Linked DNA regions of Homo sapiens: regions 2, 3, 4 and 5 are each linked to region 1. The links are chromatin loops, found by intact Hi-C in ENCODE. Cell type or tissue: PC-3. All regions are shown on one strand. Region 1 holds the start of TFPI2 (tissue factor pathway inhibitor 2). Region 2 holds the start of MIR4652 (microRNA 4652). Region 3 has its middle 180 kb from the start of BET1. Region 4 has its middle 84 kb from the start of MIR4652. Region 5 overlaps LOC112267858 (a long non-coding RNA gene).

Region 1 (5,000 bases):
CACTTTCCAGTCCTAAGAACTTGACAAGTCACTAACTTGTCAAGTAATGTGAAATCATGAAAATGCACATGTTAATTTCGCATCAAATTGAGTTTTTTCCACCCAAATGTCTTTTCAAAAAAGTGAAATAGAAATACCATAAAAATCGTATTTACTTTTCTTTGGTGCGCAGAAGCCCATACAAGTAGCTTCATCTGGAAACCTGTTCTCAATCCGGTTCCGGTGACACCCACCGGAAAAGAATTTTTCACATGTCATGGAACTTAGATTAAAGAAATACTTTTCTGTGGACCCCTCACACTGGTCGTCCACACTCACTTGCAGCCGGCAAACTTTGGGAACTTCTAGGAAAAGGAGGGTAATAGAACAATGTTAGTCAAAAGTAGCCTTCTTATTAAACCATCACTGTATTTTCAGCAACATTTTGTGGGGGGAGAGAAGTTGTATTAGTGTTGGGATAGTAAATACCCAGAATACTCCCATGAATCCAGATATTTACTTTTTTTTTTTCTAACAGTGTATTCAGAGCTGACTCAGCTGTGATGTATCTTTCAAGTTCAGTAGAAAGACTCTCTGTTTTCTCTGGGTGTTCTCTGATTGTACATATGCAGTGAATCAAAGCTTATTCACATGAATACGCATTTTCCCCTGGCTCAGTTCCTTGAATGGAAAAGCCCCATGTTCTCTTACAGGCCTTAACCGATATAATTTAAAAATTAAAAATAAATTAAAATATAACAGTATTATGAATCTCCACCATGTCCCGCAACTAATCCAACACATGTTTGGGTATCGGGACAAAAGTAGAGTTATATAATGAGCTAAGTCACACTTCAATAATAAAATCCACTAAAAATATTTCAGATTGATGGATAATCGACAGAAGGAAATGATGTACTCCAGGAGAGATAAAAATCATAGGTTTGGAATTAATGAAAAATACAGAGAAGCACTTACGTTGTACCTAACACGTTATTCTCTTGCATTTATTATACCCCATGGTGAGGGAACAAATCTTTCCCTGAGTCCGCACAGGCACTGAATTATGATCAATGTCAGTTGGGAGACAGGAAATGTGTTAGTGGTTGTAAATTTGTGATTACTTTTAAGAAACTGAAAACCATGAGGTTTGCTTAACACTTGAGAAAACCCAGGCTAAAACTTCCTGTAGAAAGCGAGACGTGGGAAACTGGCGAAGCTGCTACCAGCCGCCGGCGCAAGGAGCGCGAGAGTCCTGGGTGCGCGCAGGGCACTTACTTTCTATCCTCCAGCAAGCATCGTCGCAAGCCTCCCAGGTGTAGAAATTGTTGGCGTTGCCCTCGCAGCCCCCGTACAGGAACTGGCGGCAGCTCTGCGTGTACCTGTCGTAGTAGTAACGGAGAAGTAGGGCCCGGCAGGGTCCGTAGTCTAGGGGCAGGAGACAGATCTCCGCGTTATTTCCTGAAGAAGGGGCAGAAGGAGAGCAAAAGAGAGGGAAAGTGGTCAGGCGTAGCTCCTAGGAGGAAAGAACATCCCGGGGAGTTCTGTCCCCTTCCGAGCGGAGGGGCCTCTGCAGAGAAAGTGCAAACTTGGGAGCGAGTCCCCCCTGCCAGCGGAGCGCGCGGCAGGGACCTGGAGAAAGCGAGGCTTGGAGGGCGCCTACACGGGGCCCCATGGCCCGCTGCGCCCTCTCCGCCGGTTGGGGAGAGAAGCTCCTGGAGCGGCCAGATACCTGTTGGCTCCTGAGCAGCATCGCCCAGTGCAGCCTCCGTCAGGAAAAGCAGCAGAATCGACAGCCCCAGGGGGCGAGCGGGGTCCATGGTGCAGGGGGTCGGGCGGCCCGCTGGGCAAGGCGTCCGAGAAAGCGCCTGGCGGGAGGAGGTGCGCGGCTTTCTGCTCCAGGCGGCCCGGGTGCCCGCTTTATGCGGGGCGAGCGTCCGGCCGACCCCCGCCGGGGCGGAGCCTGAGGGGTGGCTGATTCATGCACGGGGACTGTCACCCCGCCGCCCCCGCGCTGCAAACTGTGTAAGAGGGAGAGGAATTCCCCGCCAAGTTGAAAAGTTGAACCTGCCTCCCAAACTTTCTCCTGTAGTCCAGACGGGGACGCCCTGAGGGAGCGTTTGTGTCAGTAATGGGAAATCTGCAAGCTAGACGGAAATGACCTGCTAGTGATTGCGCTGTAAAGAAGCCGGAATCCACCTCTTGAAGGCATGAAGTTCAGGTATTTGAAAGGCTGGTGGAGAGAAAGTGCGGAGTTCTTGGGTCAGAGCGGAGCGGGATTCGTTGCAATGGACCTTCAGATTAGATTAGAAATGTAAATAAGTGTATATTTATATTTATACACACAGATTTCAATCGAGTTCTAATTTACATTTAATACAGGCTTATAATATATCGTAGGTGGACAGTTTGATAAATTTTGACAACTGTGTAGCCACCAATAAAGAATTAGAACATTTTGGCTGGGCGCGGTAGCTCGCGCCTGTAATCCCAGCACTTTGGGAGGCCAAGGCGGGTGGATCACCTGAAATCAGGAGTTCGAGACTAGCCTGGCCAACATGGCGAAACCCCGTCTCTATTAAAAACACAAAAAATTAGCCGGGCGTGGTGGCGGGCACCTGTAGTCCCAGCCCCTCGGGAGGCTGAGGCAGGAGAATGGCTTGAACCCAGGAGGCGGAGGCTGCAGTGAGCCCAGATGGCGCCACTGCACTCCAGTCTGGGCGGCAGAGTGGAACTCCGTCTCGAAACGAAGAAAAAGAAGAAGAAGAAGAAAAAAAAAAGAGTTAGAACATTTCCATCACTCCAGAAAGCTCCTGCAGACTTTTTCCTAAATCAATCCTTCCATCCTTAGGCCAGGGGCAAACACTCTTCTCATTTCGATTACCATAGATTAGATTTGCCTATTCTTGAATTTCATATAAACGGAATTATAAAGTATTCACTGTGTAGTATTTCTTTCTCACACTTCCTGTTTTTGAGATACGCCCAGGTCACTGCATCAATAGTCTGTTTCTTTTAATTCCTGCGTAGTCCAAGGTATGAATTTACCAAAACGTATGAATATCCCACAATGTATAAATATGTTGCTGTGTGTATCAATAGTCTGTTCCTTTAAATCATTGAGTAATATTCTAATATATCACAAATGTCTTATTACTGGAATTTGTGTTGTTTCTAGTTTGTTTGGGGGCTCTTATGAAAAAAGCTGCTTTGTGTGGACCTGCAATTTTTATTACTCTTGGATAAAATACTTAGAAATGTTAGACACTGCCAAAGGATTTTTTCAAGATGATTGTACCATTTTACACCCCAACCAAGCATGTATGAAGCTATGTTTTTGTATGTATCTATGTTTTTGGAGAAGAACCATAGCAGCCCAGAGAGATAGCCTTGGGGAGTTCTGAAGATTTGACCAGATCAGTGTATTCCCACACATTTCCTAATGTCAGTGCATCCATTAAAGTTCCCTGTTCCTTTGACATATTAGCTTGTGATCCACTTTTTTTTTTAATACAAACAATTACCTACAGTGAAATTTTACATAAAATATTAAAGATATTTTTGAAGACATTTTAATATACTTGTCTTCCCTTCCCCTTTTCTCTTGTTGTATTCAACATTCTCAAGTAAATAATTATTCTTGACTTCTGAGGATACTGGGGGTAGTTTACAGAAGTTCTCTTTCAAGTTTTCAGGAAGCCCTGAAAAGTATAGGACACACTTGCTCAAAGTGGGTTAATAATCTGAGGTATTTTGCACATTATATCCTTGTGCCAGTTTTCAGTCATTCTGATGTCATGTTACAAGGTCACAGTCCTAGGAAAACCAGCCTGATCTGGAAATGCTGTCAGCTTTGATTAGCAGATGTCTATGATTAAGAATGATAGTTGAAACTATAAGGATAAATGTTTAATTATCACCTCTCCAGTAGGGAAAAATAAATGGGATGGGGATGCTTTGTATAGTTAACTGATTTCTGTGATGTAAATGTGCTCACTAAGGTCAATTTCAAGCTGCCACTGCAGAATCACTGAATGCCGAGGTGGGAAAAGATCTCCAAGAGCCAGAGCTCCCCATGGCCAAAATCTGTGTGAGCTGGCTCTAATGCACCAACCACTGAGACAGACAGCCAGTTTTGGAATGACACATTCAGAGTAAAGTCAGATTAGACCCTCCCAGTTCCTTCAAAATATTATTAGGGGAGGGAATTTTACCACTCATTTACCGAGAATCATATTCAGGAGAAAAGTTGACTCAACTTCAAACTTACCTATATCTATCTTCTGAATAAAATTAAATATATCTTTAGACTAAAATAAAATTCAAGGACTGATACTCAGTTTTCATGGAGCACTGACTACTGCCATTTCTCTTTGTTCTCAGGTGCTGGACACTTTTTGATTGTCTTTCGCTCATACAAAAAAAAAAATGAACCACTGGACACAATGGCTTCTGCTAGTAATCCCAACACTTTGGGAGGCTGAGACAGGAGGATCGCTTGAGGCCAGGAGTCAGAGACAAACCTGGGCAACATAGTGTGATTCCATCTTTACAAAAAAAAAAATTTTAACTTAGCTGGGCATGGTTGTGTACACCTGTAGTCCCAGCTATATGGGAGGTTGAGATGGAAGGATTGGTTAAGCCCAGGAGTTTGAATTTGCAGTGAACTATGGTCGTGCCACAGCACTCCAGCCTGGATGACAGAGTGAGACTCTGAATCTGACTAAAAAGAAAAAAAAAAAAAGATTAGCCCTTTTGTATCAAGACAGACATTTTGGGAAATTGCATCGTGCCATGGAAAAATAGAGTTGGAATTCAGAGGATACCTGGATTTTATTCCTTGCTACATTGGACAAGTTACTTAAAACTCTCTGAGCCTCAGTTTCCTTTTCTAATAGACATAATAACTCTACCTCGCAGATGTGTTATGAGGATTAAATGGAAAATGCCTATGCATTCAAAGATATTGTTTTAGCCCCTCACACAATGGCACAAACTTCATCCAGATCATCCCATATCCT
Region 2 (5,000 bases), 180 kb before region 1:
ACTGTTCCACTGAGCAGCCATTCCTCCATCTCTCTCCTTCTTCCCAGGCCTCCTTATTCCCTGAGAAACAATATTGAAATTAAGCCGATTAGTAACTCTACAATGGCCTCTAAGTGTTCAAGTGAAAGGAAGAATGACACATCTCTCACTTTAAATAAAAAAGCTAGAAATGATGGAGCTTAGTGAAAAAGGCATATCAAAAGCTGAGATAGGCTGAAGGACTTCTTGTATCAAACAGTTAGCCAAGTTGTGAATCCAAAGGAAAAGTTCTTGAAGGAAAATAAAAGTGCTACTCCAGTGAACACATGAATAATGAAATGAAACAGGCTTATTGCAGATATGGAGAAAGCTTAAGTGGTCTGGATAAATTAAACCAGCAACAACATTTTCTTAAGCCAAAGTCTAATCCAGAGCAAAGTCCTAAGTCTCCTCAATTCCCTGAAGGCTGAGAGTGGGGAAGCTGTAGAAGAGAATTTTGAAGCTAGCAGATATTGGTTTATCATGTTAAAGGGTAAATAAAAAGTATCCATACCATAAGAGTGCCAGCTAAAGCAGCAAGTGCTGATGTAGAAGCTGTAACAAGTTATCTGGAAAATCTTGCGAAGATCATGGATAAATGTGGCTACACTAAACAATAGATATTCAATGTATACGAAACAGCTTTATATAGTATTGGAAGAAGATGCCAACTAGGAGTTTCATAGTTAAAAAGGAGTAGTCAATGCCTGCCTTCAAAGTTCTAAAGAACAAGCTGATTACCTTGTTAGAGGCTAATGCAACTGGCAACTTTTCGTTGAAGCCCATGCTCATTGATCATTCTAAAAATCCTAGGCTCTTAAGAATTGCACTAAATCTACTCTGCCTGTGCTCTATAAATGGAACAACAAAGCCCGGATGGCAGCACATCTATTTATAGCCTGATTTACTGAATATTTTTATCCCACTGTTGACACTTACTGCTCAGAAAAAAAGATTCCTTTCAAAAGGAATCTTCTCAAAATATTATTGCTCATTTACAAATGTCCCCAGTCAACCAAGAACTCTGATAGCAGTGTACAAGGAGATTATTGTTGTTTTCATGCCTGCTAACACAACGTCTGTTTTACAGCCTATGAATCAAGAAGTATTTTTTACTTTCAATTCTTATTAATTAAGTAATACATTGTGTAAGGCTGTAGCTGCCATAGACAGTGATTCCACCAATGGACCTGGGCAAAGTAAATTGAAACTCTTCAAGAAAGTATCACCATTCTAATGCCATTAAGAACATTCATAATTCATGAGAAGAAGCTGAAATATCAAAGTTAACAGGAATTTAGGAGAAGATTTCAACCCTCTTATATAACTTTGAGAGGCTCAAGGGTTCAATGGAGGAATCACTGAAGATATGGTGGAAACAGCAAGAGAACTAGAATTAGAAGTGGAGTCTGAAGATGTATCTAAATTGCTACAATTTCATGATAAAACTTCAGTGAATGATGAATTGCTTCATATGGATGAGCAAAGAAAGTATTTTTTTGAGATGGGATCTACTTCTGGTGAAAGATACTGAACATTGTTGAAATGAAAACAAATGATTTAAAATATTATGCAAACTTAGTTGATAAAGCAGCAGCAGGGTTTGAGAAGTTTGACTCCAGTTTGAAAGAAGTTCTACTGTGGGTAAAATGCTATCAAACAATATCACATGCCATAAAGAAATCTTTCATGAAAGGATGCATCAGTTGATGTAGCAAACTTCATTGCTGTCTTATTTTAAGAAATTTCCATAGCCATCAGAACCTTCAGCAATCACCAGCCTGATCAGTCCGCAGCCATCAACATTGAGGCAAGACCCTCCACCAGCCAAAAGATTATGAGTCACAGAAGGCTTAGATGATCATCAGCATTTTTTTAGCAGCAAAGTATTTTTAAATTAAAGTATATATTTTTTAGACATAATGCTATTTCACACTTAATAGACTAAAGTATAGTGTAAATATAACCTTTTTATGCACTTTGGAAACCAAAAACCTCATGAGACTTGCTTTATTGCAATATTCACTTTGTTGCATTTGTCTGGAACCAACCCACTAATACCTCTGAGGTATGCCTGTATTGTGTCTAATTTATTTTCTTATTACTTATCAAATTTTCCACAACAAGCATGCTTCTCCTTGCGTAATCAGAAAAGAAGTTATTACATTTTTTAGAAATGAAATCATTTAAATAATGAAAGAAGAATCACCCAATTTTATTTCAGAAATAAAACAGGAAGGGAAATTAAAGAGTAAAGGGAAAAGAAAAAATATTTTCTTGGGGTAAGGGTTGTAAGAGAAAAGGAAAGGTTTGTGCATATGTGAAAAAAGATTACTCAAAGTAGTATCAACCCAATTGTAGGTGTTAAGAGTTCAAAGATAGGAAGCTTTCTAGGGCATCAAAAACCCTCTAAAGATTTCGGAACTGCGGGAGGTAACATCTATCAAGAGAATTCGCCAGGGTGGCCGCCAGGGGTCTCCTGTGGACCAGGAAGCCTTGACCTAGGATAAGTCCATGGTTTATGAAGAGAGAAGGAGCCTGTCTTCATGGAAAGAGGGGAATGAAAAAGAAAGTCTTGTCCATATTTACGCGGCATAATCTTACATCCTAGAATCAATGAATGCTAGACCAGAAAGGAACTTGATGGATTTTCCAGCTTGGACCTCATTTTAAGATTAGGAAATTTAAACCCAGAGAGGTAGTGAGGACTAACCTGAAGTTACACAGCTGGTGAGACACACAGTTGGATAATACTACAGATATCATGGATGACTTTTATACCATCTTACACTGTTAAAAACTCAGAGACAATCAGTACATAGAATTGCCGCACTGCAACCACAAAGTGATTCAGGTGTTGAAAGTACTGATCTTTGGTATTATTTTCACATCATAGTAATGGCATATAATGTTTGGAAACATATTATATGCCTATTATAACTACTTCATATTATAATGTAGAACTTAGCTCAATTTTAATGTTCAAGAACTGTCAAATAAATGTCCATTATTCATTGTTTGACAGTTATGAATACTTTCTTTTCCCTTTCCTGGCTTAGACATCTTCAAGAATTAATCATTACACTCAGCTTTGTTGGTAGTGAAAAGAAAACAAGTGAAAATCTCAAAATATACCACTTTAAATATGCCATCCCTGTTAAATGTCCACATTTACACACCTGCATTGTGTGCAACTCTTTGGATTCTGTCCTCTGCCTGCATCGGGCTTCCTATATCCTTATCGCTTTCAGCCTCTCCTTTCTCCCATCTCAAAGATTTATCCGTACCTCCCTACTGGTGTCCCCTGGATCCTCATTGCCCAGCTTCCTCCTCCCTTGTCAGATGTAGCCTCTTTACTGTCATTCATTTGTACATCCATCCAATCCACAAATATTTCTTGAACTCCAGCTATATGCAAGCTCTTGTGCAAGAAGCTGTGGGATTACACAAAGCTGTGGGGTATTGTCAGAGATGCTTCTTCCCCACCTCCAATTCAACTTTACACCTCACAGGGTAAGCTGTAACAATTACAGATTGCTTTGCGGCCAGGTGCAGTGGCTCAGGCCTGTTGTAATCATAGCATTTGGGAGATCAAGGTGGGAATATCCCTTGAGCTCAGAACTTGATGACCAACCTGGGCAACATAGACTGTCTTTACTAAAAATTAGCTAGGTGTGATGGCACACATCTGTAATCCCAGCTACCCAGGAAGGAGGCTGAGGTGGGAGGATCGCTTGAGCCTGGACATCCAAGCCTCAGTGAGCCATGATCACACCACTGTACTCCTGGACAACTGAGAAAGACTCTCTCTCTCTCTCTCTATCTATCTATCTATATATGCATATATATAATATTATATATATAATACTTTAGATAACTAAGTTACATACTATATATATAACTATGCAAAAGTTGGTCAGACTGGAGTAGTGATGAGAGTGATAATGGCCAACAGTGATTCAGAATCGTTTGACTCTATTGGACGAGGGGACTGGTTAATAGAACTAACTAACCAGAACTATTTTGTTCTGTTAACCCATCCCCTCATCTAATAGAGTATAAACCTCAATATAAGCTCAACTAGGCTGAGTAAGGCCAAACAAGCAGTCCCCTAGTGTCAGACCAGAGAGAAAAAGTGATGAGAATTTTAAAAATCTTTGCAATCAATGTCAGTGGTGGTTGAGAAGACCTTCTGAAGGGAGACTATGTGATGAAGGATTACGAAGTGAAAGAAATGGTCAGCATATTGTTTCCATTGAAAAGACAGAAAATCTTAAATCCAAGGTCATGTTCCTGGCCTTGCTACTGACCTGTAGGCAACAACTCACTGAGTTTCAGACAGCAAGTCTCTCTTCTAACAAACAGCTGACAACACCTCCTCTTAAGTATTACCCAACCTCTGGCCCCAAAGCACTCCTCAGTCCTCCAGTGCTACAATAAGTCATAATGATTACTCAAATGAAATAGAGATCTTTATGAATGAATAAGTTGCGGTGGTATGAGTTTTGAAACCACATCCCAAACCACATAGTAGAGAACAACAAAATCAGGTCAACCCAGGTGCACTAAAGAGAACTTGCAAAGCCCTTAAACCTAGGAAAAGGAGGGAAGGAGAGGAGGAGAACAGGGAATAAGGGAGGAAGGGAATGAGGAGAGAGAGGAATGAAAGAAGGAAGGAACAAAGAAAGGGAGGGAGGGAACCAAAAGAAAGAGAAAGAAAAAGAAGGAAGAAATGGGGAGAAATGGGGAGAGAGAGAAAGAAAGAGAAAGAAAAGGAGGAAGGAAGGATGGAAGGAAGGAAAAGAAGGGAAGGAGGGAGGGAGGAAGGGAGGGGGGAATAGAGAGAGAGGGAGAGAGAGGAAGGGAGTGAGGGAAAGATGGAGAGAGGGAGGAAGGGAGGGAGGAAAGTTGAAAGCTTGTAGTATTTGCTGATTTTCATGGTGTATTTCCATCATATCCAATTTGTTGAATATGGAGTTCAG
Region 3 (5,000 bases), 290 kb after region 1:
AAAAGAAAAAAAGTTTTTCTATACACTTAAAGAAAGTTCCCTGGCAAAACAAATGTGCATAATTTTTAGGAAAGGCTGCATGTCATGAAAACAGGTGTTTAATCATAATTCTTACTGGCATGCATCTAAAATTAAATCATGCAGAGTTAGTAATGTTAAAAACCATAATATTCTTCAATTATTATAATAATATGTTACCTTAAGCAAATGTGCTACAAGTTCCAAAGCACATCAATTTACATTAGTTCACCTTAAATGCAGGTATAGTTCTTGCCCCAACATCATTTCCAGTTGGCTCCTAAATTGGTTTATTTATGCTACTTAGCCCTTGGAATTAATCAACCATTCTGTCTTGAATTTACCTAAACAAATAGAGCATTCCTGATATAATTAGTCCAGATAGTATGGAGTAATATGGGATTTAACATGAAAAATACATATTTTCCTAGGAAATGTCAGACTTTTCAGAATACACCTTCCACCCCTCCTCATTTAACATTTTATGATATATTCTACAGGCCAGGCATGGTAGCTCATGCCTGTAATCCCAGCACTTTGGGAGGCTGAGGCAGGCAGATCACTTGAGGTCAGGAGTTCCAAACCAGCCTGGCCAATGTGGTGAAACCCCGTCTCTACTAAAAATAGAAAAATGAGCCAGGCATAGTGGCTTATGCCTGTAACCCCAGCTACTGGGGAGGCTGAGGAAAGAGCATCACTTGAATCCAGGAGGCGGAGGTTGCAGTAACCTGAGATCGTGCAGTTGCACTCCAGCCTGGGTGACAGAGTGAGACTCTGTCTCAAAAATATATATAATAATAAATGCTACAATTCCTAATTCGATAAAAGTTCTACACAACATCTGTGCTCACAGACTTAGAATTTTTGAAGGCAGGGTAAGAATTTGCTGTGATATTGCTAACTCCACTTGCTAGAATAGGAATCCTCTAACAGGGACTTTATAGACAATGAACCATAAGGGACATTGGCTCTGCTGAACCAGCTTACCACTGACTGTGACTGCCTCTTTCAGCATGGAGCTGATGGAACAGACTCCTCTCTGTGAGTCACAGTTGAGCTGAGCTGGACTCGGATCCTATGACCAACCTGTAACATGAGTTCAGCTTCTTTTCCCCTAACCCAAGAACAGTCAGTATGATGCTGCAGCTCTCTTACTCTCCATCATTAATGCTCTGTATATATTCACAAAATACACACATGGAATCTGTGTCACACACATTTTTCCTGTATGAGGAAAAATGACTGGATGTGAGGAAGACAGATGGAGTGGGAATGAGGAACCAAGGTTTCCTGCTTCTTGTTGAATCTGAGCTCTTCTTTGAGTTGTACCAGTGTAAGGAATATTTTAAATCCATTTTGTCAGAAAGTATTCACTCTGTACTCAGAAGGAATATCTCAGAATGCCACTGTCTAACAGCGTCATACCCGGTCTTACAAGGGTGAAGTCTAGACAATCATACATTACAATTTAAAGGATTTAAATAATCACTTAAAATAATGTTTCACAAATGGCCAACATGAATGCTAAGTTTACTAGCAAACTAGACATCTTATTTTTTAAATTACCTTAACATTTAAAATTCTGAATAGCTTATACAAAAGACACTTAGACTACTGGATAATGTTGCTAATTGTGTCTCTTGTCCTGTTGCAATAGCTGAATTCTTACAAATACTATGTCTAAGTTATGAGCACATTACAAACATGCATACACACATGTGAATGTGCACATACACGGTTTTTCGTAATGGCATTTCCCTCAGCCATTAGTTTGTCATATGGACCAAAGTATTCAATTTCACATGAAGTGGGATCTACAGGTAACTATTCAGAAATTTTCTCATCAGTCCCTAGTATAATCTCCTTAAACAACATAAAAGATTACACCTAAAATACATTTATTTTTAGAATAACTATTTACCTCTAGACCGTTCAGATGTAGCCAGTAACAATGTTTTTCTATCTCCCCTATTTAAACTTACTTGATAATGGAGTGTCATACTATAGTGTTGTTTTTAATTTTTTTAATTAAAGTGAGAACTCTATTGTAGAGAGTTTTCTAAAAACACTTAAAGTCAATAAGCTGATACATATTTTCCCAGGATCTGCTCTGAAAATGTATAACAAACAGGAAAGTCAGCCTGAGAGACATAAACAAGTCACCAGCCTCACCCAGTGACCCTTGACAGGGCCAAGAATGGACCTCCGGCTCTGGGGTCCAGTCCTGCTCACCACTTGGTGCTGCTGCCCTCTGCTCTTTTGTTTCTAATAAAGTTTAAGACACTTCCTGTCTAAATCACATGTGGTTATAGTTCCATGATCCCCATAGTAACACTGAAAGAGAAAAGAAAGTGAGTAGACTCTGCTAAAAGTCAACCAGGATGTTAGAAATTCCTCTCCACTGACTAATCATCTTTCTGCTATTGAACCTTCCTGTCTTTAAGAAATCCTATTTGCGTCACACCATAAGTGAAATTCCAGACAGTTAGGCCTTTCACAATGAAACAAAAAAAAAAACTTAGAAGGGGCAGAAGGCATTCATGTGAAAGTCTGCTGTTTATCAGTGTAATTCTGGAGTTGTGATTTTTTTGGTCAAATTCCCTGGCACCTAAATAGGCAATTTGAGAATAGCATTTGTTCTCACCAAACTACTATTTGCACACACAATCTTTGTACAAGGTATTTTTTAAAACTGTCTAAATCTAAGTTTGTTGAATAAAATATTGTTTGAAGTTGATAGAATTTCAGCTGAAGGCTGATTATCATTTTGTTACATTGGAAACTTTTTTCGTAACAGTTTTATTGTGATAAAGTTCATATACCATAAAATGTAGCCATTTAATGTGTACAATTCAATTGTTTTAGTATATTCACAGAATTGTGCAACTGTTACCACAATCAGTTTCAGCAAATTCTAATTACCCGAAAAGAAAACCTTGTACCCTTTAGCTATCACTCCACAATTGCCTCACAACAATCAACAACCTCCCCTGCCTCCACTGTAAACAATCACTCATCTACTTTCTGTCTCTAAAAAGTTGCCCCTCTGGACGTTTCACATAAATAGACTAGTATAATACATGGTCTTTTCTGACTATATTATTTCCTTTTTTAAAATTTTTAAACGCTTTTATTTTAGGTTCAGAGTCCATGTGCAGGTTTGTTATATGGGGAAAATTGTGCCATGGGAGTTTGTTGTACAGATTATTTCATTACCCAGGTACTAAGCCTACTACCCAATAGTAATCTTTTTTCTGTTCATCTCACTCCTCTGATCCTGCACCCTCTGGTATGTCCCAGTGTCTCTTGTTCCATTCTTTGTGTCCATGGGTTCTCATCATTTAGCTGCCACTTATAAGTGAGAACATGTGATATTTGGTTTTTGTTCCCACATTAGTTTGCTAAGGATAATGGCTTCCAGCTCCATTTATGTCCCTGCAGAGGACATGATCTCCTTCATTTTTATGGCTTCAGAGTATTCCATGGTGTATATGTACAACATTTTCTTTATCCAGTCTACCAGTGATGGGCATTTAGGTTGATTCCATGTCTTTGCTATTGTGAATAGTGCTGCAATGAACATACTTATGCATGTGGATCTTTATGACAGAATGATTTCTATTCCTTTGGATATATTCCCAGTAATGGGATAGCTGGATCAATTGGTAGTTCTGTTTTCAGCTTTTCAAGGAATTGCCAACTGCTTTCCATAATGGTTGAACTAATTTACACTCCCACCAACAGTGTATAAGCATTCCCTTTTCTCGACAACCTCTCCAGCATCTGTTATTTTTTATTTTTGATAATAGCCATTCTGACTGGTGTGAGATTCTATCTCATCGTTGTTTTGATTTGCATTTCTCTAATGATCAGTGATATTGAGCTTTTTTCATATGCTTGTTAGCCTTCTGTGTCTTCTTTTGAAAAGTGTCTGTTCTTGTTCTTTGCCCGCTTTCTAATGGGGTTGATTTTTTTCTTGTAAATTTAATTTCCCTATTGATGCTGGACATTAGACTTGTCAGATGCGTAGTTTGCAGATATTTTCTTCCACTCTGTAGATTGACTGTTTACTCAGTTGATAGTTTCTTTTGCTGTGCAGAAGCTCTTTAGTTTAACTAGATCCCATTTATCAATTTTTGCTTTTGTTGCAATTGTTTTGGCGTCTTTGTCATGAAATCTATGTCCATTGCCGACTTATTTCTATGCTTTCTATTCTGTTCCATTGGTCTGTGTGTCTGTGTTTGTACCTGTACCATGCAGCTTTAGTTACCGTAGCCCTGTAGTACAGATTGAAGTCAGGTAGCGTGATGCCTCTGATTTGTTCTTTTTTATTAGTTGCCATTCTGGACATTTGCCTTGGCTATTCTGGCTCTTTTTTTGGTTCTATATGAATTTAAAAATATTTTTTCTAGTTCTGTGAAGAATGTCATTGGTAGTTTGATAAGAGTACCACTGAACCTGTAAGTTGCTTTGGATAGTATGGCCATTTTAATGATATTGATTCTTCTGATCCATAAGCATGAAATGTTTTTCTATTTGTTTGTGTCATCTCTGATTTATTTGATCAGTGTTTTGTAATTCTTATTTTAGAGATCTTTCACCTTCCTGGTTAACTGTATTCCTAGGTATTGGCAGTTGGGAATGGGATTGCATTCCTGATTTGGCTCTCTGCTTAACTGTTAGTGTGTAGGAATGCTAGTGATTTTTTTACATTGATTTTGCATCCCAAAACTTTGCTGAAGTTGTTTATAAACTCAAGGAGCTTTTGGGCAGAGATTATGGGGTATTCTACATACAGGCTCATATCGTCTGCAAACAGGGATAGTTTGACTTCCTCTCTTCCTATATGGATGGGCTTTCCTTGTCTTGCCTGATTGCTCTGGCCAGGACTTCCAATACTATGTTGAATAGGAATGGTGAGGGAGGGCATCCTTGTCTTGTGCCAATTTTCAAGGAGAATGCTTCCAGCTTTAGCCCATTCA
Region 4 (5,000 bases), 91 kb before region 1:
TTAATAATATATACATATACATAAATAATGTGTGTATATATATATACATATATATTTTTATTTACTTCCTTAAATTCAATTTGGTAGACATCAAGTTATAAATTATTCAGATAAATAGTTATGTCTCTTCTGCTTAGCAGCACTCATTTCAGTATTATGGACAATTTAACGTATCATTGGTCAACTTTATTAAAATTTTTCTTTTAGCTTCTTTCAGAAATATTTGCTTAAAATCTATATCTCTAGTGTGACCATTTTGAAATTTGTTTACTTTTACATGATCATTTTGGGTGGAAAATTTATAGTTCAACCACCTTTGTACTAAAAGCAATGGGATTTAATTTTGAAAGTGTCTGATAAGGACACTTTCAGGAAATCTTGCCATGAATAGAGAAATAGGACAGCACTCTCCTGTCATTAGAGTGCAATTAGACATTCAAAGTTGGAAGTTATTAGAAAGAATTATCTCTTGGAAGAAGTCTAAAATAAAATCAGCTATTGCCAGTTCAAGTGGAGAGTATACATTGACAAATTGTTTTGTATTTGGTCTCAAGTCTGCAATCAAATATTTTATGATATTTTTTATGAGCTCAGTTTTAGAAATCGTCTTACTATGAAGGTACTTGAAAATGCTAAGAGCCACAGCTAATTTAGCATCCCTTAGAAATTAATATAACTAATATTTATTGAGTACTTAGCATGTGCTATAAAGTTTACATGGATTTTTTTCATCATCTAATATTTTTCTATAAGAAAAAATACTATACTATCTTCACTTTATAGAAGAATGTCCAAAAGTTACCTCTAGGTTCTACAACCTTCTGAAGGTCACATGGGTAGCATGTGGTGGACACAACATTTTAACTTGGGCAATCTGACTTCAGCTCCTACATGCTAAGGTATAAAAAAACTATTACCCGAGTAGCATAGTACTGTGGCTAAGAACTATAAAATTAAATATGAGTTTAATCTTCACACTTTATCCTTTGCAAAAAAAAATGATATTAGGCAAACTACCTTTTATATTCTTTGTCTGAAAAATGGGGATTTTATATGTATATAGCAATAATTTTATACCTAAGTGTATAGGAGCTGAAGTCAGATTACTCAAGTTAAAATCTTGGGTTCTTCACATGCTAGCCCTGTGACTTTCAGAAAGTTGTAGTATATATGTGACATAACTATATATATATATATATATATATATATATATATATATACACACACACACACACACACACACACATACACACATATAGGTGTGTGTGTGTGTATGTGTGTGTGTCATAGGGTCATAGGTTTGTTGTAAGGTTTCAATAAAATATAAAGAAAGCCAGTAAAATGCTTCCTTTTTCTTTTCATACAAAAGCAGGGGTGAGGGATCCTTGAATTTTATACATCTCCATACATCTTCCAAAATAAAACCACACAGATCAAAAAGGGGAGCAAATAAAACTACCAATAGCTTATTCCTATATAACACCTGGAGACAGGTGATATTTCAAACCTCAGTTTATCTTTAACTAGAGAAAAAAATAACTGAAACTAGTAGAGTTGTCTCCAGAGCTCACATAAAAGCAGATGGTCAGGCAAGATATGGACAGAAGAGAAGAGTGTAACAGCAGTGATGGAACACAGAACACATGCTAGGGTTCAGGACTAGAGATATCCATGTTGACTGGGGACATGCTGAGAGCAGGTCCATGATCTGATCAGAATGCTTGGCTCCTAGACTACTAGAATATGGAGAGATTGGAAGGTCCATAGGCCAGAAGCAGCAGTCTTGAGAAGATACTGTTCTGGGGAAGAGTAAGCACCTTGGAGAGAGAGATCCCATGGAGGCATGATGGCAAGAGGAAAAGAAAGAAGTGACAAAGAGAAAGTCTCTAAGGAAATAAAATATTTTCAAAGAATTGGATGAAGATAGAAAATACCCTTTATTAAAGAAACTGCACTTTATTGTGGAAACAGAAGAGGGAGCTAGTGATGTAAGAATTTGGTAAATGTCAGGGTGAAATTTAGTACACCTTAGAAATACCCTGGCTATCCCCTTAGGATGACCTGCTGTTATTTGTTCAGCAAATTAATTAGACATCCTCACGAATATAATGAGGAACGCGGAATCCATTCACAGCTCTTATAAGAAGAAAACAGAAAATACTACGGAGGAGAAAATCTGAGCCAGAAACCCCATATTTTACGTATTAACTCTGCCTAAAATTCTGCCTTACCTTTGAATCACACATATTCAAGGCAGAAGCAAAACAGTGAAACTGAAGTTGAAATAATTGACTTGAGTTTTGAAAATGTTGCCTACCTAAGTCAGAGTTGGAGTTCAAGCCTAAACAAGTTATTTGCCTGCTGAAACAAAAATATCAACACTCTTTGGAGCAATGTAACAGAATTTAGAGCCTCTACAATATTAATATTCACAAAGTGCAAAATACAATTCAAGTTGACTCAATATAGAAAGGATAATGCTAAAAGGAAAAGATAATCAATAGAGCCCAATTCTGAGGTAACCTATATGCCAGAATTTTCAATCAAGGACTTTATAGCGGTTATTATAATGATGTTCAACGAGGCTAAACAATTCTCCTAATGAATGATAGTATAGGATGTGTTAGCAAAAAAACTAGAAAATATGAAAGATAGGCAAAGGAATATTAATGCAACATGCATACTTTTATAAGCAATTAACAGAATGAGTTTATTTAGAAAATGGAGATGACAAAGGAAATAGTGAATCTGAATATAGAGCAATAAAAATTATTCAATCTGAGTAATTTCAATTCAATAATTTCAAGTGAAATTGAATATAGATCATAAAAATTATTCAATCTGAAATAGAGAGGAAAAAGCATTAAAAAATTGGCAGTGCTAAAGTACCTGTGCAAAACATCTACCAAACAGGTAATTATAGTCTTAGTAAAGAGAAGAGAACGGAGCAGAAAAAAATATTCAAAGATATAATAGCTGAAATTTTTCCAAATTTGATGAAAGACAAATTTATATATTTTAAAAAATATGGCACCCCCTAAGCAGAAAAAAAAACCAAGAACACTATGCTTAAGCATATCACAGACAAATTGCTGAAAATCAAAGAAAAATGGAAATAAAGTAGAAAATATGATACAGGGAAATAATGATTTAAATGACATGGATCAGCACTTTGGGAGGCCGAGACGGGTGGATCACTTTGGGAGGCTAAGGTTGGTGGCTGAGGCCAGCCCAGCCAACATGGTGAAACCCTGTCTCTACTAAAAATACAAAAATTAGCCAGGCATGGTGGTGGGTGCCTGTAATCCTAGCTACTTGGGAGGCTGAGGCACGAGAATCACTTGAACCCGGGAGGCAGAGGTTACAGTGAGCTGAGATCTTGCCACTGCACTCCAGCCTGGGCAATACAGTGAGACTTTGTCTTTAAAAAAAAAAAATATATATATATATATATGTGTGTGTGTGTGTGTGTGTGTGTGTGTGTGTGTGTGTAGCATATATATTGTGTATATATATATAACATATATATTGTATATGTATCGTAGCCATATATATATATATATAGTAGCCAGAAGTTAAGGGGTAGGGTTTTTATGAGTTTCCTTTTTGTTTGTTTGTTTATACAAACAGTAAGTTATTATCAGCTTAAAATAATAAGATAGTATTTGCGAGCCCCACAGTAATTTCAAATTAAAAAACATACAACAGATACACAAAAAAATTAAAAGCAAGAAATTAAAACATACCACCATACAAAATCAATTTTACTGAAAATAAAATAGAAAATAAGGAAGAAAAGACCACAAAATAACCAGAAAACAAACAACTAAATGGTAAGAGTAAGTCCTTAGTTATCAGTAATTATATTGAATGTAAATGGACTAAACTCTTTAATCAAAAGACATAGAGTGACTGAATGTAAAATAAAAGAAAACAAGATGCAATAAGCTGTTGCATACATGAAAAGAAATATATTTCATCTATAAAGATACATGTAGGCTAAAAATAAAGAGATAAGTAAAGATATTCCATGCAAATGGAAACCAAAAAAGAGCAGAAGTAGTTATACTAATAGCAGACAAAATAGATTTGAAGACAAAACCTATAAGAAGAGACAAATATTGTCACTATATAATGATAAATGGATCAATTCAGCAAGGGGATATAACAACTTAAAACATATATGCACCCAACACTGGAGCATCTGGATATATAAAGCAAATATTGCTAGAGCTACAGAGAGGGATAGACCCCAATACAATAAGAGCTGGACTTCAACAACTCACTTTCAGCATTGGCCAGGTCTTCCAGAAAAAAAAAATCAACAAAGAAACACTGGACTTAATCTGCACTATAAACCAAATGGACCTAATAGATTACTTATAGAACATTTCATCTAATGGCTACAGAATACACATTCTTTTCCTCAGCATATGGATCATTCTCAAGGATAAACCACATGTTAGGTCACAAAACAAGTCTTAAAACATTTGAAAAAACTGAAATAATATTAAGCATCTTCTCCAACCACAATGGAAAATAACTAGAAATCAATAACAAGAGAAATTTTGTAAACTATACAAGTACATGGAAATTAAACAATATGCTCCTTAATGACCAGTGGGTCAATAAAGAAATTAAGAAGAAAATTTAAAAATTTCTTGACATAAATGATAGTGGAAACACAATACACCAAAACCTATGGAATACAGCATAAACAGTACTAAGAGGTAAGTACCTACATCAAAAAAGAACTTTAAATAAGCAATCTAATGATACATCCTAAAGACCTGGAAAATTAAGAACAAACCAAACACATAATTCATAGAAGAAAATATATAATAAAAAACAGAGTAGAAATAAATGAATTTGAAATGTAGAATACAATAAAAAAATCAATAAAACATAAAGCAGGTTTTTTGAGAAGTTAAACAAAACTGACAAACTTTTAGCTATACCAAGAAAAAACAGAGAAAATGCCCAAAAAAATTAAATAAAAG
Region 5 (5,000 bases), 390 kb after region 1:
ACCCTCAAGGAGACTTCCTTTTGGTGCTCTTGAGGAACTGAAATGCTTATTCACATAAGATTATGAGATTAGGTAACCTACAATGATCTCCTAGAAACCTTGACTGCTAGAAAGTTTTTATATTTTCTAGTATAAGTATTGTCCTATGTCACTCTGCTTATCTATTTGCCCTTTTCTTAGAGATTTTAAGACTCTTCAAACAATTTCGGAGATAATTAAGATATGGGTAAAACATGTAGGTAACAAATACCTTGATGTTTACTTACATATACTGCTTCTATGAAAAACAAATAGCTGTAGCAGAGAAAATTTAGATAATTTTATAGAGATTTGATGGAATGTACTTTTTAATTTTTTGGTTCCAAGTATTCAATGAGAGTGTAGTCTTAAGCATTTGTGAAAACCTTCAGTTTACCTTTCTGGTTCCCATTGTTAACTGGAAATACTCTACGTTTGCCATGACAATCATATAAGCAACTCCACTAACGTAAAGGAACTCTTCTTCTGATGACTTTACCACATCAAAGGCACTGGTGGGTTGGACTGATCCCTCAGATTACCATTTCATTGTGTGCGTCATTCACTGTGACAACCTAAGCTCATTTTGAGATTCATGCATTAGTGTCTCCAAATGTGTTCCCATTTTCATATTTTTTGATAGTGGGTAATGGAAACACTAATGGCTAATTTCCAGTTTTAATCATCACTCAAGGAGCACAAACAGAATGTATTTTCAAGAAAAATATTTGTCATCATTAATGTTGTTTTTAAAATAAGTGCCACTAAAGGCAACTCTAAAATTGAAGTTTTAAAAGTATTCCAAGCAAAGTAAAATCACTGGATTAAGTGGTCACTCTCTCAAATTGACCACTTTAAAATATGTCACGTTCATTTGGATATTGAACCCAAAGATGTTTCTTTAAGAAATCTCAATGTCTTAGAGGTACCTTCTATGAAGAACATAAATTCAGGAATCAGATGCCTAAATTTTTGATATTCCTAAATAGTTATGCGTGTGCATGTGTATGTGTGTGTGTGTGTGTTTGACCATGCATTGGCATGCCACACTTATACCACTACAGCAGACCACACATAGATTTGACTTGTATGTCCAATAAAACACAAATTAAAACTTGAGAGAAACTTGTGAGATGTCTGCAGCACTTTAGGCTGGTTGGGACTATGAAGAAGAAATGTGTCAATTTTCTAAGCCTGTAAAGCAGTATATTCGGTGAACCCTAAAATGAAAAATATTTCACCCTTATGAAATGTCTTGTGAAGAACTAGGTTTACTAAAATTATGTTCTTCCACTTCACCACGTCCCTTTGAAGCAAAGGAGCCCAGTTGTCTCTTCTCACCAGGATGCTTGCTGCTTATTTATGTTATGTTTGTATCAAGTTTTAGAACTTTGCCTAGATCACAAGCTGCTAGAGCAACTTTCCTTTTTTTAATTTCCTTATTTCCCAACTAAATACTTAATTGTAAATATATATAAATGGAGATAATCTCTCACTGGAGCGTTTGTGAAAATTAGAGTCCTCAATGATTTCAGATGTGACTGGGACCAGCTGCTGACAGGAACTCAGATAACAATGCATTTCAAACAGCTAATCTAGTGAGGCTTTCTAAAAATATTAATAATAAAATCCAAGTGATTTAATTTCTCTACATAAGTACAACGCAAGCTCACTGACTCCATGCGTCACAGAGCTCTGGTTGCTAGGAAATCCATGAATAGAACTTAATATGCATTCAGCAACAGGCTGCAGGCACAATTTATCTCCATGGATGCTCCCTCAATTGCCTTTGAAATGACATTAAGATAACTTTGACGCATTCAAGACAAGCCAGTGAACACAAAGGAAACAGGCCATTTTTGGACAACCATCTGGACTTCCGGCAGAGCCCTTTGAAGTTCACAGTCCTTGAGCTGTGCATATCTTCTGAAGACAGGGATTATGGAGCAATGGCCATATTATGAAGGGCAGATGAAAGACAAAATGTGATGCAAAAGTGTGAGCTTTGGAGGCAGATGCATCTAAGATCAAATTCCAAGTCAGCAATTTATTTGTGTGGATACATCAATCTTTCTGAACTTCAGTTTCCTCTTCTATAAAGTAAGAATAATATTACACACCTCACAGAATGACTATAAGCATTAAACATCGTGTATCAAAAGCCCTGACACAAAACCTGCACAATTAGTGATATAACAATAATAGGAGTAACTGAAGTAAAAGTAGTAGGATTCATAGAATCCTAGCAGCAGAAGAGTAGTTTTTGCTACCAGTACTATTACCACTAGAATATCTATTATTCATACTACTGGAAATAACTATATAAGAGAGGAATCCTTTAGCTGTAAAGCCTTGCACCTATTATCATAACCTAAAAATAAACTAAAAGAGATGTACTTCTGGTGCAAGTTTATAAAGAGCCCTCACAGCAGTCAGTTTCACTAAATGTCACTGAATGTAGCCTTATCATCAGTATTGCCTTGGGGAACAAAGGATGTGGATAACGGTGCCACCAACTGGTAGGACAGTTTGTTGGTGATGAAACTTTTTTTTGTTTGGCTTATACTGTGAAGCCTGAGTTCCCTAATCCACATTAGGAAGAATTTCTAGTTTTTATACCTGAGTCATCTGCATGACAGAAATAACAAAGACTTAAGATATATCCACTCCTTTCCTCTGCACTGGTAGGCATCTCTCTCTTCTTTCATTGACAGGTTCAGAAAACATGTTAGAGGACTTCACTATTAATCTATCTTAAGGGACTGTACAAGGTCTAGTCAGGGTCACCTTCCATACAATGGGTAACTTCCACACAGCCAGCCAATGGGATGACAGCTTAAACAATCCTCATGATTCTGAAGTGCTAACTTCTCCAAAGTGTTGCCAGTGCAACTTGAAACTCACACATACATTTATTCGTACATTCTTGGGAAAGTTCTAGTCCTATCTTCATTTTGGTCCTGAGCCAATGTAAGCCTTCCCAAACCCTAGATAAAGACTGACTTGATTTTAAATCATGGAAATAAACACTTAGTTTTCTCAAAGGACCACAGCAGATGATGCTGCAACGGAATTGCCTTATACGCACGATTCTAAGAATTTTCTCCAATCCTTCTGTTTCTCTACCTGGAAATTCCTTCTTATAGCTGCACTTGGCAGAGCAAAACATTAAAAATGTCTTAGGTGTGCAGTGCTCCACATAAAAGAAACATTCCTTAAGGACAGCTAGATTGTGAAGCTCACAGGGATGACTCTAGGAAAACTTGTGAGGCTTCTGAAGTTTGCTCCTTTCTTTCTTTCTGCACTGCTCTACTCATATTCAATGCCATGCCTGTACCTCAACTCCATGTATATTCTGGGACACACAGCATCCATCCACTCAAGTGTCTCCACTGGTCATGCCCTTCTTGGCAGTGCCCTGGCAAAGATTCTGGCCCCATCCTCTGTCCTGTGCCATTTTTGGACCAGGCTGCATAACTTTTAATAAGATCGTTTATACTGAGGTATTAAAGAATGATTGTTATTTCATTGATTCGAAAATAGTTATTAATTGTATGGAAGCAGAAGTTGCAGGGGAAGGAGCATTGGATCAAATTAAAGAAAGCCACAATTCTAACCCCCTCTTCTTGCAACCTTGGGGAGGGGAGGTGGGGCAAGGACCACAAACTTTCTTCCACATTGAAAGCCAAGGAATTCCACGCAGCTAAAATGTAAGGAAGGAAGGAAAGTAGAATGCATGTTAAATGTATACAACACAGTTGGGGTTTCATTCTGAGATCATAGAGGGTCCCCTGAAAGTTTGGTTGAGAAAAGTTACATCATCAGAGTTGTGATATAAGAAAGGTATCCAGGAGTAGAGTAAAAAATCAGTTGTATTTGGGAGAATGAAAATAGAAAGACAAGTTAACTCTGCCTCTTTCCTCTCCATCTGGCTCAAGGCAAACATTGAAGGATAACATCCAGTATCTATGGAAGATGGGAGAACTGAGTGCAATGTAGCCATCTGACTCCAGGCCATCAGGGCACTTGGCAGCTACTGCTGCTGCTACCTCTACTGATCCACACACATTTTTGCCTCGGAAGGTATTTCCTGAGTTATAAGTACATCAAAAATATTTGTGAGTAAGTGTAAGAAAAGATAGGCAGCATGGGGATGCCATCTCCAAAAGAGAAGCCATGGTTTTACTTTTTTTTTTTTTTTTTTTTACTATTTACTAGTTTTTACTGTCAGTGACATCATTGGATTTAACAAATGAAAAAGACAAAATGGAAAGCAATAGACCCCTAAGCAAAGTACAGAAGAGGTAACTGAGTCACAGAGCCATTAACATCCTTGTCCAAAGTCACACGCTGATAATAGTGGAGCCCTGGTCCCCTGGCATCCCTTTCAGGGCCATTTTCAGGCCTCCATCAGGAGCTTCCTGCCATCAAGTTGTGCTCTTCTGGTGAGAAAGTTTCCAAGACCTCTCTAGGGCAGAAATTCCCATCTAGAGAAAGAAAGAAGGAACTAGGGAGTATCAAGAGGCAATCCATCAGTATCTCAGTTGCAGCAAGGATTTTTCTGATAATCATAAAATTCCCACCATTCCTGGTTATCCTACGCTAACATCATTTAATAGTTAGTTCAATATTGAGAACCACTCATCTTTCTCCTATATCTGTCAAAATTGTCCTTGGATGGTCGGCTGTTGTTGGAAATGGCAGAGGTCACACAGGCCAGCTGAGTTCATGCTCAGCCCATGAAACAGGAGTGTGTTTTCCAAACTCACAATCAGGCTGGCTTCTAATCTCACCACTGAAAATGAGGATTTTTGAAAAATACCACTTACTTCTTGAGTAAGGTTGATAAGTCAGGGAGTTTCACTTGCTTGTTGTTTTTATTTTCCATCGTCTGCAAAGAGAAGAGCACGAAGCATATCAAAGAAGTATGAAGGGTATCAAAGAAGATTTGACTTACTCAAACAGCATTTACCAGTTCAAGG

The links. Peaks named below come from ENCODE experiments on the same cell type or tissue, not always from the same donor. Only the 100,000 strongest peaks of a DNase experiment are listed, where the experiment ranks them.
Region 2: a loop joins it to region 1, with 18 times the contacts of the local background. A loop is called at or near these places in 5 of 110 quality-filtered maps.
Region 3: a loop joins it to region 1, with 8 times the contacts of the local background. A loop is called at or near these places in 3 of 110 quality-filtered maps.
Region 4: a loop joins it to region 1, with 5 times the contacts of the local background. A loop is called at or near these places in 5 of 110 quality-filtered maps.
Region 5: it touches region 1 in a loop (5-fold over the local background); 23 of 110 quality-filtered maps call a loop at or near these places.

Annotation. Positions count from the first base shown.
Region 1 is chr7:93,888,880-93,893,879 of GRCh38, forward strand. TFPI2 (tissue factor pathway inhibitor 2) reads right to left here and starts at 1,874. Exons shown (of 5, transcript NM_006528.4): 1 at 1,712-1,874; 2 at 1,258-1,440; 3 at 156-344. The coding sequence starts at 1,799. It overlaps TFPI2-DT (TFPI2 divergent transcript), which reads left to right and starts at 2,015. Exons shown (of 2, transcript NR_134235.1): 1 at 2,015-2,200; 2 at 4,363-4,709. In PC-3, a CTCF peak has its summit at 2,074; DNase peaks (open chromatin) are centred at 592, 1,242 and 2,062; H3K4me3 peaks cover 2,622 bases; H3K27ac peaks cover 2,462 bases.
Region 2 is chr7:93,712,934-93,717,933 of GRCh38, forward strand. It overlaps MIR4652 (microRNA 4652), which reads left to right and starts at 3,995; the gene lies at 3,995-4,072. In PC-3, a CTCF peak has its summit at 2,482 (motif pointing right); a DNase peak (open chromatin) is centred at 4,458; H3K27me3 peaks cover 1,567 bases.
Region 3 is chr7:94,181,164-94,186,163 of GRCh38, forward strand. No RefSeq gene overlaps it. Among named protein-coding and RNA genes, the nearest start is that of BET1, 180 kb to the left of the region's middle. In PC-3, no CTCF peak of the experiment used is centred here; DNase peaks (open chromatin) are centred at 1,078 and 2,408; H3K4me3 peaks cover 805 bases; H3K27ac peaks cover 3,402 bases.
Region 4 is chr7:93,797,971-93,802,970 of GRCh38, forward strand. No RefSeq gene overlaps it. Among named protein-coding and RNA genes, the nearest start is that of MIR4652, 84 kb to the left of the region's middle. In PC-3, a CTCF peak has its summit at 1,991 (motif pointing right); no DNase peak of the experiment used is centred here.
Region 5 is chr7:94,274,482-94,279,481 of GRCh38, forward strand. It overlaps LOC112267858 (a long non-coding RNA gene), which reads right to left. Exons shown (of 4, transcript XR_001745273.2): 3 at 4,848-4,909; 4 at 2,046-4,505. Among named protein-coding and RNA genes, the nearest start is that of COL1A2-AS1, 120 kb to the right of the region's middle. In PC-3, a CTCF peak has its summit at 2,532 (motif pointing left); a DNase peak (open chromatin) is centred at 2,540; H3K27me3 peaks cover 861 bases.